Linked DNA regions of Homo sapiens: region 2 is linked to region 1. Evidence: chromatin contacts called from ENCODE POLR2A ChIA-PET data. All regions are on one chromosome and are shown on one strand. Each heading gives the region's core, a stretch centred on a gene start or an enhancer-like site at or near the end of the contact. The rest is flanking DNA. Distances are from core to core; before and after follow the strand shown. Region 1 overlaps RAP1GAP2 (RAP1 GTPase activating protein 2). Region 2 overlaps TRPV3 (transient receptor potential cation channel subfamily V member 3).

The links. ChIA-PET counts read pairs that join two places held with the same protein, here RNA polymerase II (POLR2A).
Region 2: POLR2A ChIA-PET joins it to region 1 with 10 read pairs in H1. The contact joins two enhancer-like sites. POLR2A ChIA-PET finds 5 or more read pairs at or near these places in 3 of 52 experiments (AG04450, H1 and WTC11).

The regions. Positions count from the first base shown.
Region 1 is chr17:2,871,581-2,878,252 of GRCh38, reverse strand. The region is part of intron 2 of RAP1GAP2 (RAP1 GTPase activating protein 2); the gene reads right to left. Among named protein-coding and RNA genes, the nearest start is that of RAP1GAP2, 78 kb to the right of the region's middle. RefSeq lists enhancers at 1,652-2,406, 3,919-4,674, 5,430-6,185. Within about 2 kb of position 3,637, at least 2 of the 41 ENCODE cell types and tissues checked have a DNase peak (open chromatin) inside an H3K27ac peak, as active enhancers do.
Region 2 is chr17:3,532,375-3,539,046 of GRCh38, reverse strand. It overlaps TRPV3 (transient receptor potential cation channel subfamily V member 3), which reads left to right. Exons shown (of 18, transcript NM_145068.4): 7 at 3,334-3,474; 8 at 6,110-6,390. Among named protein-coding and RNA genes, the nearest start is that of TRPV3, 22 kb to the left of the region's middle. RefSeq lists a silencer at 3,249-3,298. Within about 2 kb of position 3,951, at least 20 of the 41 ENCODE cell types and tissues checked have a DNase peak (open chromatin) inside an H3K27ac peak, as active enhancers do.

The DNA of each region.
Region 1 (6,672 bases), core at 2,388-4,887:
CTAGGTTCTCTTGCAATTAAAGGCACAATGTGTTCCTGACTCCCCTTCCCTTATGCCTGACACCCAACCCCTTGCTACTCTAAGTGTGTCCCCGGCCGGCAACATAATGTCACCCAAAAGCAGACTCCAGGACCCAGCCCAGACCCACCTTTACGCATCTGCATTTCCAGAGGATGCCAGGTAACGCGTGTGTCCATGAAAGTGTATTAAGCACAGCTCTAACAACAAGCCTTTCACTCTGCCTCCTACACGTCTCTCAGCTCAGTCAATGCACCCCAATCCCCCTCCACCATCATCTCCAAGCCACTGACACCTTCCCAGCCAATCTCCAGGATCCCACTCTGGTCCCACTCCCAAACTGTCTCCCCCAGGAGCTACAGGGACCTTCCAAAATGTCAACCTGATCATATGAGCCCCCTATCTAAGGCCTTGAAATGGCTTCCTGTCACCCTCACCATGAGAACCAAATTTCAAGCATTCATTCACTAAAACCAAATTTCAGGCATTCATTTAATTCTCTGTCACCCAGGCTGAAGTACAGTGGCGCAATCTCAGTTCACTGCAACCTCCACCTCCCAGGTTCAAGCAATCCTCATGCCTCAGCCTCCTGAATAGCTGGGATTACAGGTGCCCGCCACCATACCCAGTTAATTTTTTGTGTTTTTTTAGTAGAGATGGGGTTTCACCATGTTGGCCAGGCTGGTCTTGAACTCCTGACCTCAGGTGATCCACGCGCTTTGGCCTCCCAAAGTGCTGGGATTACAGGTGTGAGCCACCACACCCGGCCAGGCAGGGAGATTTGTGAGCAGAGCAGAGATGTGATGTGTCCCACAGTTTCACAGGATCACTCTGGCTGCCTTACGGAGGACGGACTGTAAGGGGAAAAACATGGCCGCAGGGAGGCTGGCTGAAAGGTTCCTCAATAATCCAGGTGACAGCTGATGATGGACTGGCCTCAAAAGACCGTGGTGGAGATGGGAGATATGATCCGTCTCTGGATGCATCATGGAGGCAGCAACAGAGCATGCTGACAAGTGGACATGGGGAATAAGAACATAAACCAAGGCTGGGCACAGTGGCTCACGCCTGTAATTCCAGCACTTTGGGAGGCTGAGGCGGGTGCATCACCTGAGGTCAGGAGTTCGAGACCAGCCTGAGCAACATGGAGAAACCCCGTCTCTACTAAAAATACAAAAATTAGCTGGGTGTGGCAGCGCATGCCTGTAGTCCCAGCTACTCGGGAGGCTGAGGCAGGAGAATCGCTTGAACCCGGGAGGTGGAGGTTGCGGTGAGCCAAGATCACGCCACTGCACTCCAGCCTGGCAACAGAGCAAAACTCCGTCTCAAGAAAAAAAAAAAAAAAAAAGAACGTAAACCAAAAATAACATTCTAAGGCCCCCAACCAACTGATGACCCTTCCCCTCAGCCAAGGGCATTCCAAAGTTAGCCAGAAAAACTGGTTCAGGCCATGATGGGAAGGGGTGGTCGGACATGCCTCCTTATGCTCTCCTCGCCTTTGGAATTCAGCCCCAGCTGACCAGCATCAACATCAGCACAGGGACCTAAAGACTCATAGAACAGACTCCAGGTCTATAAGAAACATTTGCTATCTCATCTCTCGGAAACCTGCTACCTGGAGGCGTCACCCGCATGATGAAACCTTGGTCTCCACGGCTGCTTATCTTAACCCTGACATTCCTTTCTATGGATTCCAGGTCTTTAGATAAACTCACTCAATGAACTGCCAATCAGAAAATCTTTGAATCCACCTATGGACCCTCCAAAACCCCCGATTCTGGTTGTCCTAACCTTCCAGACCAAACCAATGGACATCTTACATGGATGGACTGATGTCTCACGTCTCCCTAAAATGTATAAAACCACCTGTAGCCCAACCACCTTGGGCACTTGTTCTCGGGATCTCCTGGGGCTACATTGGTCACTCTTATTTGGCTCAGAATAAATCTCTTCGAATATTTTACAGAGTTGGACTCTTTTCATCTATAAAAACAATGTAGCCAGGCGCGGTGGCTCATGCCTGTAATCCCAGCACTTTGAGAGGCCGAGGCAGGCAGCTCACAAGGTCAGGAGATCAAGACCATCCTGGCTAACACGGTGAAACCCCGTCTCTACTAAAAATACAAAAAATTAGCCGGGCGTGGGGGCGGGTGCCTGTAGTCCCAGCCACTCGGGAGGCTGAGGCAGGAGAATGGCGTGAACCCGGGGGGCGGAGATTGTGGTGAGCCGAGATCGCATCATTGCACTCCAGCCTGGGCGACAGAGCCAGATTCCATCTCAAAAAAAAAAACAAACAAACAAACAAAAAACAATGCAGAGAAGTCAAGCTGGGGAAGGCTACAGGAAGGATGACTTTGGCGGGGCAAGAATGAAGACCTGGAGTTGGGACACGTTCAGCTTGGAAGAACTATCGGATGTCCAAGCGGAGATCACCAAGGGAGACAGAGAAGAGGAAGGGGCCCAGGCACGACAGCAGGTGGAAGGCCAGCAGAGGAGGAGGATGAGACAGACAGGCGGCGAGACGGAGGGAAACCAGGAGGACAAGACATTCACTGTCGTGAGAAAAAAAGGCAATGTTGAATCTGAGAAATGCAATCCTCCTGTCACGGTCAGGCCCAGAGAGGCACTGAAAAGCAACAGCGGTCCCTCTCACCCGCTCCATGAGCTAAGTAATCACTTCTTGAAGCCACTTGCTACATGAGCCCTAAACTAACTGATGCCACATAGCCATACACTGGACGCCATCACTCAGACCCTAGAGCTCAACAACGCACAGCCAATGTTACCCCTGTAACCAGTTAGAATGCCCATCCAACAACTTCATATCACCCCACTCCCTGTCCCCTTTGCCTTTACAAACCTGCTTGTGGCCGGGTGCAGTGGCTCATGCCTGTAATCCCAGCACTTTGGGAGGCCGAGGCAGGCAGACCACCTGAGGTCAGGAGTTCGAGACCAGCCTGGCCAACATGGCAAGATCCCATCTCTACTAAAAACACAAAAATTCACCAGGCGTGGTGGTGCACGCCTGTAATCTCAGCTACTCCGGAGACTGAGGCAGGAGAATTGCTTGAACCCGGGAGGCAGGGGTTGCAGTGAGCCGAGATCGCACCATTGCACTCTAGCCTGGGCGTCAAGAGCAAGGCTACATCTCAAGAAACAAAACAAAACAAAAACTTGCTTTTAACAAATGTCGAAGGGCGCCGTCCCCAAGGTAATTTTGAAGCGTCCCTGGCAGCTGTCCTCAACTTTGGCCCGAGCAAACTCTCTATATTAATTTTCTCTCTGTTTCTTTCTCTAGGTCGACAGTCATGAGCAAAATGGAGACAGCCTTTTGAGAAGCGAGTATGAGGCTGTGTGAGGGATGCCAAACTGAGGGCAGAGGGTGACCACCGGGTCCAGAACCAGAGTGGCTGCTGGGCATTGGTGAGAAGCAGAGGCAGAACTTCAAGAACTTCTGCTATACAGGAGAGCAGAGAGCTCGCAAGCTAAACGTGGGGTTTCAAGGGTTTGGGGCTTTTCCTGGCTGGGTGGCTGCTCCTTTGTTTCCATGGGTGATGTAGCACCTACCGTCTCATTTCCTCCAGAATCCAGCCCCAGGCTGAGGCCTCTGACTGGTTCAGGCTGTTGACCTTGATCGGGTCCTTTCTCCCTCCCCCTTTTCCACCTCTTTCTCCTTTCCTCTCCACGTCATTCTTATGCACATACACTGAATACCTGCTTGAAATGAGGGTGCCAGAAATGCTCTTTGTAGATAGGTCATCTCAGCCCTGACTTTTACAAGCTTCCAATGCCTCCGTCAGCCCGGGGCCTCAGGTGAGGAGGACCTAAAAGCTTAACTCTCCACAGGAAAAGACCCAGACCTTACCCTAGATAAGAGCTATGAATTTTTCTGAAATTCCAACCATTCCTCCCTTGGAGTTTAGAGTGTTTTTAGTCTTCAAGAGTCCCCATTTAAATGCAAATGTCCAGTTGGCAGAGGGGAGAAAGGGGAGGGAGGGTGTACCCATTGTTCCCCAGGCACAGAGCTCAATCTTATGCCTCTTATTTAATCTGCAGAATACAGACTCTTTTATTATCCACACTTTACAAATGAGAAACTGATTCTTTGAGAAATCAGGTAACTTGTCCACAGTCAGAGAGCTAGAAAATGAGAAAGCCAGGCCAGGTGCAGTGGCTCATGCCTGTAATCCCAGCACTTTGGGAGGCTGAGACGGGTGGATCACCTGAGGTCGGGAGTTCAAGACCAGCCTGGCCAACATGGTGAAACCCGCCCCCCCCCACCGCGTCTCTACCAAAAATACAGAATTAGCCAGGCGTGGTGGCGCATGCCTGTAATCCCAGCTACTCGGGAGGCTGAGGCAGGAGAATCACTTGTACCCAGGAGGCGGAGGTTGCAGTGAGCTGAGATCGCGCCACTGCACTCCAGCCTGAGCAACAAGACTGGAACTCCATCTCAAAAATAAATAAATAAATAAATAATAAAGTATACAATTCAGTAGCATTAAGTACATTCACGATGTTATGTAACCACCACCACTAATTCCATAACTTTTTCATCACCCCAAAAGGAAACTGGTCTGTTGAGTTTTGAATGAGGAATACATTAGCAGGGCTCAAACGCCAAAATTATTAGAAGGCCTATTTTGTCTTATCCTTGTCCCAATCTGTCCACTTATTCAGCCTGTGAAATGATCTTTACACACCTTTCTGCAGCTGCTGCTGCTTTTTTTTTTTTTTTTTTTTTTTTTTTTTTTTTTTTTGAGACAGGGTCTCATTCTATTACCCTGGCTGGAGTGCAGTGGCAAAATCTCAGCTCATTGCAACCTCCGCCTCCTGGGCTCAGGCGATCCTCCCACCTCAGCCTCCCAAGTAGCTGGAACCACAGGCATGCCCCGCCCCAACCGGCTAATTTTTTTTTTTTTTTTTTTTGTATTTTTGGTAGAGATAGGGTTTCACCATGTTGCCCAGGCTGGTCTCGAACTCCTGAGCTCAAGCAATCTGCCCACCTCAGCCTCCCAAAGTGCTGGGATTACAGACATGAGCCACTGCACCCAGCCTACTGCAGCTTCTTTATGCAAATACAAGCCAACACAACACAAAGATGAAGTACTATTTTCCGTTTTTTTTTTTTTCAGACAAAGTCTCAGTCTGTCCCCTAGGCTGGAGTGCGGTGGCGCAATCTCAGCTCACTGCAACCTCCGCCCCTCGGGTTCAAGCGATTCTCATGCCTCAGCCTCCCAAGCAGCTGGGATTACAGACACCCACCACCGCACCCAGCTAATTTTTGTATTTTTACTAGAGTCCCACTTTTGGGAGGCTGAGGTTGGAGGATCGCTTGAGCCCAAGAGTTTGAGACCAGGCCTGGGCAACAAAGTGGGATCCAGTCTCTACAAAAACTTTGCCAGGCATGGTAGTGTGCACCTGTGAGGAGGCTGAGGCAGGAGGATCCCTTGAGCCCAGGAGGTCAAAGCTGCAGTGTTCACACCACTGCACTCTAGCCTGGGTGACAGAACAAAACTTTGTCTTTGTAAAAAAAAAAATCTAGGGAGAACTTTCCATCAAGTGTGAAAGTTGTCAGTATCAAAAACGGAGTGGCTTACATCAAACCCTAACAAAAGGAAGCCATGAAGAAAAGGCCCTCGCGCATGACTGCGGGTAACAGAAACTGCCGGGAAGGGCTGTCCCTGCTGGAACTTTCCAGTTAAGCCACTTCTGTGAAGACCCTCTCCTAGCAGCAGCCAATACCACCAAGAACAAAAGCCCCCTCCTGAGATAAGCCTCTGTAACCAACGGTCTTTGTTTCAAAGCAGCTTATATGACCTTCTTTTTCCTCTAAAAGCTTCCCCTTGTCCCACTCCCCTCGGATGTGCCTATGGTCCATCAGAGCATGGACACCTCAGATTGCAACCCCTTGCTATTCCCAAAGAAACTCTTTGTTTTGGAGAACTCGTCTTTCTGTCACTCATTTTAGGCTGATGCAGTTACACAGACAGCTTCACCTTTTTTTTTTTTTTTTTTTTTGAGACAGAGGCTCATTCTGTCATCCAAGCTGGAGTGCAATGGTGCAATCTCAGCTTACTGCAACCTCCACCTTCTGGGTTCAAGCGATTCTCCTGCCTCAGCCTCCCGAGTAGCTGGGATTACAGGCGTGCATCACCACACCCAGCTAATTTTTGTATTTTTAGTAGAGACCATGTTGGCTAGTCTGGTCTCGAATTCCTGGCCTCAGGTGATTCACCCACCTCAGCCTCCAAAAGCGCTGAGATTCCAGGCGTGAGCCACCACGCCTGGCCTCATCATTCTATTTTAAGTAGTTAGTCCATGGTATGAATGTGAAATAATTTAGGCAGCCAGTTCACTATGAATAGGGATTTGGTTGTTTCCAGTGTTTTGCTATTTCAAATAATATTGCCGTGAATGACCTCATTCTACGTCATTCCACGTGTGTGGAAAGATGCACATCTGACAGATCCCCAGAGGTGGCTCACTGGGTCAAGGAGGATAGCATGGATAATGGAGACAGCTACTGCCAAACTGTACTGCCCATGGGATGGTACCAATTGAACCCCAATGAAATCAGCATGAAGGTGAGGGTCCACGTGCTCACCCAACACGCCGTGCTGGCACCCCCGTGGCTGGCACCAACTCCAAAGC
Region 2 (6,672 bases), core at 2,702-5,201, 660 kb before region 1:
TCCCCCACTGACAGACAGTCAGGTGTTTCCAGCTGTGTTGTGACAATGTCACAGTGCACGATCTTGTCTATGACCCTGTGCACAGGTGCACATATGTTTCAGAAAATATTTTGAATTGGAATATCTGGGTTCAACCGCATGCATATTTAAAGTTATAATAGTGGCCAGGCGCAGTGGCTCATGCCTGTAATCCCAGCACTTTGGGAGGCCAAGGCAGGTGGATCACTTGAGGTCAGGAGTTCCAGACCAGCCTAGCCAACATGGTGAAAACCCATCTCTACTAAAAATACAAAAACTAGTAGGGCGTGGTGGGGCACGCTTGTAATCCCAGCTACTTGGGAGGCTGGGGCAGGAGGATCACTTGAACCTGGGAGGCGGAGGTTGCAGTGAGCCGAGATCGCGCCACTGCACTCCAGCCTGGGCAACAGAGGGAGACTCCATCTCAAAAAAAAAAATTTTTTTTTAAATAAATAAAATAAAGTTATAATAGTTATTGCCAAATTTGTCTCTAAAAGATACTCATTTACTCTCTCCCCACAACGGTGTACAGAAATACTCATTCTCCTACTTATCACTAACACTGCAAATTATCCTTTTTTTTTTTTTTTTGTTCTTTTCCAGTCTGGTGGGTGAAAAGGGTTAACTCTTTAGGTTCTAATTTTCATTTTCCTGACCACCAGTGATTCCAAACATCTTTCACTTTGTTTATTCACTGTGTGTATTTTCTCCTCTGTGAGGTGCTTGTTTATAATCTTTTCTCAGTTTTCTTTTAGACTGTTTGTCTTTCTATTGATTCATAGGCGCTTGTAATATATTATAGACTTTTAAAAACACAATGCCTTTCTATTTTTTTTTTGAGACGGGGTCTTGCTCTATTGCCCAGGCTGGAGTGCAGTGGCATGCTCACTGCAAGCTCCACCTCCCGGGTTCACACCATTCTCCTGCCTCAGCCTCCCGAGTAGCTGGGACTACAGGCACTCACCATCACGCCCGCCTAATTTTTTGTATTTTTAGTAGAGACAGAGTTTCACCAGGTTAGCCAGGATGGTCTCGATCTCCTGACCTCGTGATCTGCCCGCCTCAGCCTCCCAAAGTGCTGGGATTACAGGTGTGAGCCACCGTGCCTGGCATGCCTTTTTTTTTTTTTTTTTTTTAAAAAGACAGAGTCTTGCTCTCTAGCCCAGGCTGGAGTACAGTGGCGCGATCTCTGCCTCCTGAGTTCAAGTGATTCTCCTGCTTCAACCTCCTGAGTAGCTGGGACTACAGGTGCCCGCCACCACACTTGGCTAATTTTTTTGTATTTTCAGTAGAGATGGGGTTTCTCCATGTGGGCCAGGCTGGTCTCGAACTCCTGACCTCAAGTGATCCACCCGCCTCGGCTTCCCAAAGTGCTGGGATTACAGGTGTGAGCTACCGCGCCCGGCCCTAAAACACATTGCCTTTTTATATATCTCAAATATTTTCCCCAGCCTATCACTTGTCTTTAACTTTCATTAGGATGCATTCGGAAATACAGAAATCTCCGAGGTAGGGGGATTGCTTGAGCCCAGGAATTCAAGACCAGCCTGGGCAACACAGCAAGATCCTGTCTCTACAAAAAATTTTAAAAATAAGCCGGGAGTGGTGGTGCAGGCCTGTAGTCCACACGTGTGTGTGTATATATGTACACAGAAATAGTTTTATTTACTTATCTAACATAAAATAGGACCATCACGTCTGTATTCTACAAGTTGCTTTGTTTGATTAACTGTATGTCTTAGAGCATTTCTTATGCCAAATATGAAAGTCTAGCTTTTGGGGGGCTGAGACAGGAGGATCGTTTGAGCCCAGGAGTTCAAGGTTGCAGTGAGCTATGCTCACGCCACTGCACTCCAGCCTGGGTGACACAGCAAGATCCTATGTCAAACATACAAACAAACAAACAAAAAACCAAAAACCCCCAAAACCAAAAACCTTTATGTAAGCAAATATGTCAGCCTTTTCTTTATGGTTTCTGCCTTTTGGATCCTGCTTAAGAAGGTCTTCCCTACCAAAAGGTTAGCTATAAACAAACTTTCTAATGTGTCTTAAAGCTTGGTTCTTTAATCCACCAAGACTATGTTTGTTTATGACACAGCGGCAGCTCTTTGGAAACTGCTGTTTCTGTTGGTGCATTTCGAGACCCTTCCCCCACTCCAGCCTTCTGGTCCCTTCCATCTGGAAGTTCTCTGGTCTCCAGCAGGCTTAGTGTCTCTCCCGCTACCCTTCTTTCCTCTTGCTGTGTCACCAGCGTATCATTCACCCACCGCCAGGGCTGAATACCTAGATCTTACCTGAGACACCCTTCTTCCCAGCCGGGCATCCTGAAGGCTCTTTCTCCAGAGGGTCTTTGGGCTTCCTCCTTTCTCCACCCTTCATGTGCCCTCCAACTCCCCTTAGTCCAGGCCTCATCATTTTTTTGTTTGTTTGTTTGTTTTTTGAGATGGAGTTTCACTCTTCTTGCCCAGGCTGGAGTGCAATGGACCAATCTCGGCTCACTGCAACCTCTGCCTCCTGGGTTCAAGCGATTCTCCTGCCTCAGCCTCCCAAGTAGCTGGGATTACAGGCATGCGCCCCCACGGCCGGCTAATTTTGTATTTTTAGTACAGACCATGTTTCACCATGTTGGTCAGGCTGCTCTCGAACTCCTGACCTCAGGTGATCCACCTGCTTTGGCCTCCCAGTGTGCTGGGATTACAGGCCTCATCATTTCCTTCACTGGTCTCGGCTGCTTCTAACGCATCCTCCACTTTTGCAGCCAGAGAGGTCTGAAAACACCCATGCACCGAGCCCTACATTCTCGTCCTGCCAGTTTCCTAATTCAAGGCCGTCTGTGACTCTGGCCCTTAGCACAAGCTCTGCCCTCTTGCCCTGGCTGATGAGCTGGCCCCACACCGCCTCGCTAAACTTCTGAGGTCCCAGGTTAGAGAGCTCTGGGAAGCCCCCTGACGCTCTCTGGCTGTGAAGGGCCCTTGCTCTGGGTACCGCAGCTCCTGCACCCCTCTGAATCGTAGCACCTCGTTCTCAGTGACACTGCGGGCTTCTTGAGGAAAATAATCGAGATTGCGTCTTGGGCACCCACTGACCCCCAGCGCCTGGGGCCGGAGCCCGGAGCAGGCGCTCCACAAACATTTCTTGGGTCCGCGCAGGCATGAAGGAAGCAAAGAACAAAGCTGGGATTCCTGGTAGCTGGCGACACAGACCAGGGTTCTGATCTCCCCGTGGGTTCGGGGAGGGTATGGAGGCCAGAGCGGGTGGGCAAGAGGCCCCTGTGCCCGGCGCTGAGGCTCCCGCGCGTCCCCGCCCGCTCCGCAGGGCAGACGGCGCTGAACATCGCCATCGAGCGGCGGCAGGGGGACATCGCAGCCCTGCTCATCGCCGCCGGCGCCGACGTCAACGCGCACGCCAAGGGGGCCTTCTTCAACCCCAAGTACCAACACGAAGGCTTCTACTTCGGTGGGTGCCGCCCCCGCCCGGTGCGGAGTCTGGGAGGAGGGAGGAGGGAGACGGGAGAGGAAGGGAGGGAAGGGGAAGGAGGGAAGAAGGGAGGAGGGGGGAAGAAAGAGGGAAGGAGGAAGGAAGTGAGGAGGGAGAGGGAGGAAGGGAGGGGGAAACAGGAAGGAGAGAGGAGGGAGAGGGAGGAGGGAGGAAGGAAGCAGGAAGGATGAGGGAGGAAGGAAGGGAGGAGGGAGAGGAAGGAAGGGAGGAGGGAGAAAGGAAGAGGGAAGCAGGAAGGAGGGAGGAAGGGAGGAGGGAGGAGGGAGAGGGAGGAGGAGTAAGGAGGGGGAGGGAGGGAGGAGGGAGGCAGGAGACAGAAGGGAGAAGGAGGAGGGAGAGGGAGGAAGGGAGGAGGAAGGAGGGCGGAGGGAGAGAAAGGAAGGAAGGAGGGAGGAAGGGAGGGGCCACCCCGCTTTGAGCTCCACCCACACTGTCCCTGCCTTAAGAAGCTCTGGTGCCCCAGAGGGGCAGGAGGGGAGGAGGCTGGGCATGTCCATCTGAGCAGGACACCAGGGTGGACCAGAGAAGGAGGGGCTGGGAGGAGGTGTTGGGGGAGGAGTCCATGTTCCGGTGGTGTCACCTGGTGGTCTTAGAAGCATTGTCCTGGGTAGCTCTCTGAGGGAACAGAGACCTGGGAGGGAGGCTGAGGAGGCAGCCCCATTTTACAGGCGAGGAGATGGCTCTGTGAAGGGAAAGGACTTGCCCCAGGGTAGCAGGGCATTGACTTAGGTGTCCTGGCCTCCAGCTCTGACCTCTGTGCCAGGGCCCAGTGCATCTCAGGACTGCAGACAGGGAGTCGAGAGTGAGAGGGCAGAACTCCCCTGCCTCACAAGTCACAGAGTCCAGAAGCAATTGGGGTTAGGATGCTCTAGGAAAAAAAAAAAAAATTGAAATGCATAATTTAGATATAGTGAAAGTCACCCGTGTTAGAGGACAGTTCTGTTCATTTTCACAGTGCGTCGAGTTGGTTCACCACCACTGCAGTCAGAACAGGGAACAAATGGCTCCGTCACACACAAAAATTTCTCTGTGTAACTTTGTTGCAGAGGAGACCCCTCCTGCCACCCAGTCTTGCCTGACTGATGATCACCCATCTGTTTTCTCTTCTGGGTGTTATTTTTTTTATTTTTATTTTTTTAATGGAGTCTCACTCTGTTGCCCAGGCTGCTGGAGTGCAGTGGTGCCATCTGGCTCACTGCAGCCTCTGCCTCCTGGGTTCAAGCGATTCTCATGCTGCAGCCTCCTGAGTAGCTGGGACTATCTTCTGGGTGGTTTTTTAATCAGCAGGACTAGCTAGTCTGTGCTCTGGGCAGCCCTGCGTGTCCAGGTGTGGGTGTCCTGGAAAACGGGGTCTTGTCCAGTTCATCGTGTGTCCCCATTGCCCTGCATAGGAGCTGGTTGGACCTGGTGTTGGGAAGCATTTGTTGGGTGGGGCGAGGAGAGGGGAGGCAGCTGAAGACCTGGTGTCCGGAGCTGGTCGTGTCCCAGGCTTGCTGTGTGACCTCATGTGAGTCACTTGCCTTATTTTTTCTTAACAAGCATTTATTGAGCACTTACTGTCTACATCAGGCACTGTTCTAGGTACTTGAAATGTATCAGTGAACAAAATAGAGATCCTTGCCCTCATGGAACTTACATTCTAGACAGGGAGAGACCATCGGTAATAAGCACTATAAATAAGAATTTTATATACTATGATATGAAATGATAAGTGCTCTTAAAAAATACAAAGTAGACCGAGTGCAGTGACTCACATCTGTAATCCCAGCACTTTGGGAGGCCAAGGCAGGTGGATCACGAGGTCAGGAGTTCAAGACCATCCTGGCCAACATGGGGAAACCCCATCACTACTAAAAATACAAAAATTAGCCGGGCGTGGTGGCGGGCGCCTGTAGTCCCAGCTACTCAGGAGGCTGAGGCAGGAGAATAGCTTGAACCCGGGAGGCAGAGGTTGCAGTGAGGCGAGATCGCACCACTGCACTCCAGCCTGGCGACAGAGTAGGACTCCATCTCAAAAAAAAAAAAAAAAGTAAAGCAGAGGACAAGGAACCAAGAGTTCTGTCTGGGACAAGAGGAGGGTGGATTTTAATTTTAAATAGAGTGGTTAGGGTGGCTCACTGAAAGGTGACATTTGAGCAAGGACTTGAAGGAGGTGAGGGAGAAAGTGACTGGGCTATCTACAGGCAGAGGGGACAGCCGAGCGAAGGCCCCCAGGCGGCGTGTTGGAGGAGGTGGAAAAAGGCCGTTGTAGCAGGAGGGAGTGAGTGATGGAGAGAGGAGGTCAGAGTATGCAGGGCTTTGTGGGCTGTCATTGGAACCTGTGCTTTCATTCTGGGGGAGGCACTAACAGGTTGGTCTGGCTGCTGTGCTGAGCAGAGTATTAAAGGGCCAGGGTGGAGGCAGGGAGGCCAGTTAGGAGGCTACCGCAGTGATCTAGCTTCACTCTTCCCCGTAGAAGCGGAAGATGGGGAGAGGGCTAGGGAACCTGAGGTGCCCATCCTGCTGAGATAGGATATGGGCCCCAGTCCTGGGGCTTGGGGGACGCTGCTTCCGGCCCATGAGAGAACCAAGCTTCAGTGCGCTCATCCCCCAGGTGAGACGCCCCTGGCCCTGGCAGCATGCACCAACCAGCCCGAGATTGTGCAGCTGCTGATGGAGCACGAGCAGACGGACATCACCTCGCGGGACTCACGAGGCAACAACATCCTTCACGCCCTGGTGACCGTGGCCGAGGACTTCAAGACGCAGAATGACTTTGTGAAGCGCATGTACGACATGATCCTACTGCGGAGTGGCAACTGGGAGCTGGAGACCACTCGCAACAACGATGGCCTCACGCCGCTGCAGCTGGCCGCCAAGATGGGCAAGGCGGAGGTGGGGCCATGGGGCGTGGGGAGGCAGGAGGTCGGGAGGTCAGGAGGTACAGCTGCCACCCTCTCAGCCCCGGGGGCCTTACTGGGGATTCACAAACCACAGCCTCAGCCTTGAGAAGGTCCCAGCCTTGGGTCCAGAACTGCAGTGGCGTGGCGGCCGGAGGCAGGTTTGTTCTGAGGGGCCACGCGGAGCTGGTGCGATGCAGCCCACTCTCTAGACTTCAGTCCCTAATACGCCGCGTTTCCATCTCTTGTCCTGGGAGGGCTAGGCTGGGGGAGCCTG